Linked DNA regions of Homo sapiens: region 1 is linked to region 2. Evidence: read pairs that join two places in POLR2A ChIA-PET (ENCODE). Cell type or tissue: IMR-90. All regions are shown on one strand. Each heading gives the region's core, and the rest is flanking DNA. Links, peaks and the distances in the headings are about the cores only.

Region 1 (2,909 bases), core at 145-2,644, 200 kb after region 2:
GCTCACTGCAAGCTCCGCCTCCCAGGCTCACGCCATTCTCCTGCCTCAGCCTCCCGAGTAGCTGGGACTACAGGCACCCGCTACCATGCCCGGCTAATTTTTTTGTATTTTTAGTAGAGACGGGGTTTCACCATGTTAGCCAGGATGGTCTTAATCTCCTGACCTCGTGATCCGCTCACCTCAGCCTCCCAAAGTGCTAGGATTACAGGCGTGAGCCACCGCGCCGGCCTCTTCTTTTCTAATATATGCATTAAAAAGTTATAAATTTCTTTCTAAGCACTGGTTTAGCTGGATCTCACACATTTTTATATGTCATTTTTAAAAATTATTGCTCAGTTCAAAATATTTTCTAATTGCCATTATGATTTCTTCTTCTTAATAACCATGGTTATTAAGAAGTATATCACTTAAATGGGAGGTTTTCTAATTACATTTTTGTTATTGGGCCTAGCTTAATCTCACTGTGGTCAGAGAACATACTCTAAATGACTTGAATATTTTATGGCCCAGCACATACAGAGTCAATTTTGTTAAATATTCTATGTGCCCTTCAAAATAAATATTCTGAGGCCAGTGCAGTGGCTTGGGGCTGGGGTCCCAGCTACATGGGAGGCTGAGCTGGGAGGATCACTTGGGCCCAGCAGTTCAAAGCTGCCGTGAGCCGTGATCCTGCCTCTGCTCTCCAGCCTGGGTGAAAAAAAAAGAAAAAAAAAAAAAAAGGATTCTGTTGTTGAGGACAGGCTCTAGATATCTTAATTAGGACAAGTTCATTAATCGCATTATTCGAATCTTCTATATCGCTATTAATTTATTCCATTTGCTTATTCTACAAGCTATTGAAAGAGGTATCTCAAAGCCTCCCATTATGATTGCAGATTTTATCTATTTTTCCTTTTAGCTCTGGCAATCTTTGCTTTATGGGACTCTGAGGCCATGTTTTGAGGAGCATACAGATTTAAGATTATAATCTCTTCCTGGCGGGTCCCTTTATCATTTATTTCTTTATCATTATGAAAGTTCCCTCTTTAGCCTCATAATGCTTCTTGCTTTAAAGTCTACTCTGACTGATATTTGAATAATTATACCCACATTTTGCTGTTGCTTGCGTTTGTGTGATCTAGCTTTTAGCTTCCTATTATTGTCAACCTTTCTGTGTTTTTGTATTAAAGATGTTTTTCTTGGCCAGGCATGGTGGCTCATGCCTGTAATCCCAGCACTTTAGGAGGCTGAGGTGGGTGGATCACCCGAGGTCAGGAGTTTGAGACCAGCCTGGCCAACATGGCGAAACCCCGTCTCTACTAAAAATACAAAAACTAGCCAGGCATGGTGGCATGCCTGTAATCCCAGCTACTCAGGAAGCTGAGAATCACTTGAACCCAGGAGGAAGAGTTTGCTGTGAGCCAAGATCATGCCACTGCACTCCAGCCTAGGCGACAGAGCAAGGCTCTGTCTCAAAAAAAAAAAATAAATAAATAAAAATAAAAAATGCCAGGAGCGCGGCTGGGCGCGGTGGCTCACGCCTGTAATCCCAGCACTTTGGGAGGCCGAGGCGGGCGGATCACGAGGTCAGGAGATCGAGACCATCCTGGCTAACATGGTGAAACCCTGTCTCTACTAAAAATACAAAAAATTAGCCAGGCGTGTGGCAGGCGCCTGTAGTCCCAGCTACTTGGGAGGCTGAGGCAGGAGAATGGCATGAACCCAGGAGGCAGAGCTTGCAGTGATCTGAGATCACGCCACTGCACTCCAGCCTGGGTGACAGAGCGAGACTCTGTCTCAAAAAAAAAAAAAAAAAAAAAAAATGCCAGGAGCATTAGTATTTCAAATGAATATCCTAAATGGTAGCACTTGCTCATAACCATCTATCTTAATCCTGAGTACTTTATTAGAAACTTGTTCTGCAAAAGGAACGGACTCAGGAATAATTAGTTGGAACTGTAAAATCTTACCATCTCATGGAGCGATATTATAATTACATTCTATTGCTGGTGTCTTCCACTGTTTAGTTGCCACTAAGTCAGCATTTCCGTACTTATGCATAGGGAAAGTGAGCCATGGGCATGTTAAATCACTTGTTCCAGGCCTTATAACCAATAGATGGCAGAACCAAGACATATGCAAAAGCTTTTAAGCTTTTTACTCAGCCCACGTCCTGACAACAGAAAATACAATAGCAGTTAATATGTCACTTGTTCTTTTTCTCACAAAAGGTAATTCATCTCTATTCTCCCTGCCTTCCATAAGTAAAATTTTGGTTTCTTCTACGACCTACATATTAACCAGGGGTCATGTATATCAGACAAATAAACACAGTCTCTGCTTACTTACTGAGTCCAAAGGCAGGCTGGGAAGAAGTGAGTATGTCCCTGAGAGCCCTGTTTCATTTTGGGATCAACTCAATTTAGTTTCTTGGTAAATCTGGAATTAATTTATGGATTTAGAAATAAACAAAGGAAGACATTTAGATGGCCGCTGCCGTCCTGAATCCGGTTTAGAGTACCACTAGAAAACACAATTAACCCCAAAATTTTTTCCCACTTGGTAGAGGATTACCGGAAACAGGTAGAGACATAATTTCATACACAATTCCATGTAGGCAATACCCAGGAATGGAGACAGAAGGTGTGCTGTTGCCTAATCACCACGTTTATGCTCTGTACTGAGTGTAGATTTATAGACCTCGTCAGACAGAGAAACAATGACTGGAAAAATACATGGTCCCTTGTAAAAGCAGTTGTCTACCATTTAATCTTGATGGAAAGAAATTTGTTCCTATGCTAATTTCTCATTAAGGAAATTGAACTGTCTATTTCTATGGATAGAAATACATATAGAGGTATCAAGGCTAAAAGCAAAAAACATCAGGTATGAGATCAGATGTGTAAAGAAGGATAGAGAAGGCAACCTGA
Region 2 (2,895 bases), core at 396-2,895:
TGCTCTTCTGGCCCCTCTCCAGCCTGTGCCTCAGAAAGTGGCATCTGTGCCTCCAAGGCAGGTGTGTGTGAGAGAGAGCGTAGACAGATACCATGTCTCTTCATGTGTATGGGGGAGTGAAGTCTGGGTGGAAAAGTGTTTCTAGATGTGATTTTCTCCATAAGAAGTCAAGTAACTGCCCTGAAGGCCCAGGGGGCCTGGAAAAACAGGGTTGTCTCCTTACCGTGTGTACACTTCAGCTTTTCTTGCCCCAGCCTCTTGTTTATGGGGTCTTGCTTGGATCTGTGTGCTGGTGCTAAGAGGCCTCCCCAGTACTGCCACAGGGACCCAACTCTTTGGTTCTGTGGGGATGTGTAAGTGAGGCCGGCCAGGCCCCAGCTGTCCTCCCCTCTCTTCATGTTGAGTCAGAGGTCCTGACCCTGCTGAATCTGGGGCCTCCCTGCTGGGGAGATGGGGGTAGTGCCTCTCTGCTAATGGAGGTGCAGGACCACCAGGGAGGGCTGTGGTCATGGGAAGCCTGCAACCTCAGTGTAAAAGCCCCCATTAATCTGCATTTCCCAAGTCTTCCACTCTCCCTGCTTGGAGTGGAAGAGGACAGGCGCTATCTCATCTTGGGGATGAGGAAGTTGCACTGCCCAGGTGTCTGTCCTTGACCATGCTCTAGTGCCTACTTTGCCTGCCCCCCACCCCCTGTTTTGCAGGCATGAGACATTCCTGGGCCCCAGGAGTCCAGCAGGGGCTCCACCCTCCCTCTGCGACTCCAGCCTGCCGCCTGACTAGAGAAACATCCCTGCCAGTTTTCACAGACCTGGTTGGGGATGGGATCTGAAGTCTAGGACTGCCAGGGCAACATGGTACCTTTGGCTTTACATTTCCCTGGAGAAGTTGGGCTCCAAGAGACAGCAGTCAGGTGACTGGGTCAGGCTGATTTCTCGCTTCCAATCAGGCTGAGCAAAAAAGTGGGAAGAGGGGGCCATGTGCACACATCAAAGTGTTCCGCATTGTCCCTTCTCTGTGCATTTTCTACCCTTGTCCCTTCTTTATTCAATTTTCTACAACTTTTCTCTAGGAAAAAAGTGTGTGTTTGTGTGGGGAAAGTTCCACTGTGGATAATTACATTTAATTTTGTTCAGTTCAGAAGGCTTCCATCTGTTTAATTAAATATTTATTCTGGCTGAGGTGGAGGGGGCAGGGGCAGTGTCTGGAATGTGTGTGTGTGATTTGGGGGAGGAGGAGGGGAGAAGGTGGAGCTGAAGCTCCTTTACTGGCAGTGCTGACCTCTGATTTCATCCGAGAGAGCAGTGACCAGGAGTGGGGACAAGGGGGTAAAGTCCTTGAGCTGGAATACTGACCCGTGACAGGCTGAGGGATTTCGCAAGGGCTACAGTGGTGGGTGGGGGTGGAGCGGGAGCTGTCAGAGCAGCAGCAGGACCAGCCCAGCCCAGCTGTGGTCTCAGGCTCTGTCTTCAGTCAGTGGCACCAACTAGTCTCCAGGTCACTGTGGATAACAATTTCACCACTCTCTTTTCTTCCTGTCTCTGCTTTCACTTTCTGGGCCAGCCTAAATCCCACCGCCTCATCTCCTTCCCAGGAGAACAAGGGGTGGGGAGCCTGGAAAAGACTGTCATGGTCATCCTGCTGCGGCTTCTTGCTGAGTCCTAGGATTGCCAGGTGTTTGCTGGACCCAGCATCCCTGGCTCTCCTGGACCATCTTGCCATTCCTCTCAGCTTCAAGCAGCTGCTCTTCCCTCATGAGCCACACACGTCTGACCGTTCCCTCCCTCCTCTGGGTATCCAAGTGGTCACTCCCACCATGTTGTTCGTCTTTCAGTTGGGGGAGGAGGTTTACATAGCGGCTCTTTCCTAGACTGAGAGGGTATGGGTGTTCCCCTGCAGACTAGGATTCTGTTTTCTGGATGAGCATTTATACGAAATAGCTCTGACCAGGCACCGTGGCTCATGCCTGTAATCCCAGCACTTTGGGAGGCCAAGGCTGGCAGGTTGCTTGAGCCCAGGAGTTCAAGACCAGTCTGGGCAACATGGCAAAACCCTGTTTCTACCAAAAAAAAAATTCAAAAATTAGCCAGATGTGGTGTGTGCTACTTGGTAGTGCATGCTACTCATAGCCCCAGGCACTCGGGAGGCTGAGGCAGGAGGGGAGGATGGCTTGAACCTGGGAGGTGGAGGTTGCAGTGAGCTGTGATTGTACCACTGCACTCCAGCTTGGGTGACAGAGGAAGACCCTGTCTCAAAAGAAAATAAAAGAATAGCTCTTAATTCCATCAGATGTATTGGTCCGCTCTCTTGGTTCCCTGCCCCACAATCCCTGACTCTTTGCAGCCCTACCTTCACTTTTCTTTCTGAAGAGTTATACATAGGGTCCTTCTGCCTTGTGTGTAGGGACTAGATGGCTTGGCATGGAGTGTCAACCTTGTGTGCAGTAGTTCGATGTCCAGTGATTGTGGAGCTCAGTGTCATTTGGGGACATAATTTTGCTTTACCTTGGCTTTTTTTTTTTTTTTTTTTTTTTTGAGACAGAGTCTCACTGTGTTACCCAGGCTGGAGTGCAGTGGCAAGAGCATGGCTCACTGCAACCTTCACCTCCCAGGCTCAAGTGATCCTCCCACCTCAGCCTCCTGAGTAGCTGGGATTACAGGCATGTGCCACCACATCCAGCTAATTTTTGTATTTTTTGTAGAGATGGGGTTTCACCGTGTTGCCCAGGCTGGTCTCAAACTCCTGAGCTCAAGTGATCAGCCTGCCTTGGTCTCCCAAAGTGCTGGGATTTCAGGCGTGAGCTACTGCCCAGCCTACCCTGTCTCTTAATTTTTCTTTAGGGACTTGCTACTCAGATGGGTTGTAGGTTGTAGGGAAGGGGAAGAAGGGTTTGCCTCA

What was found. ChIA-PET counts read pairs that join two places held together with the same protein. Peaks named below come from ENCODE experiments on the same cell type or tissue, not always from the same donor. Only the 100,000 strongest peaks of a DNase experiment are listed, where the experiment ranks them.
Region 1: POLR2A ChIA-PET joins it to region 2 with 10 read pairs; 2 of 35 experiments call an interaction of 5 or more read pairs at or near these places.

The regions. Positions count from the first base shown.
Region 1 is chr1:150,771,677-150,774,585 of GRCh38, reverse strand. No RefSeq gene overlaps it. Among named protein-coding and RNA genes, the nearest start is that of CTSS, 7.4 kb to the right of the region's middle. In IMR-90, for the core only: no CTCF peak of the experiment used is centred there; no DNase peak of the experiment used is centred there.
Region 2 is chr1:150,969,864-150,972,758 of GRCh38, reverse strand. All of the region lies in intron 1 of CERS2 (ceramide synthase 2), which reads left to right. Among named protein-coding and RNA genes, the nearest start is that of CERS2, 3.5 kb to the left of the region's middle. In IMR-90, for the core only: a CTCF peak has its summit at 439; a DNase peak (open chromatin) is centred at 1,398; H3K4me3 peaks cover 345 bases; H3K27ac peaks cover 1,956 bases.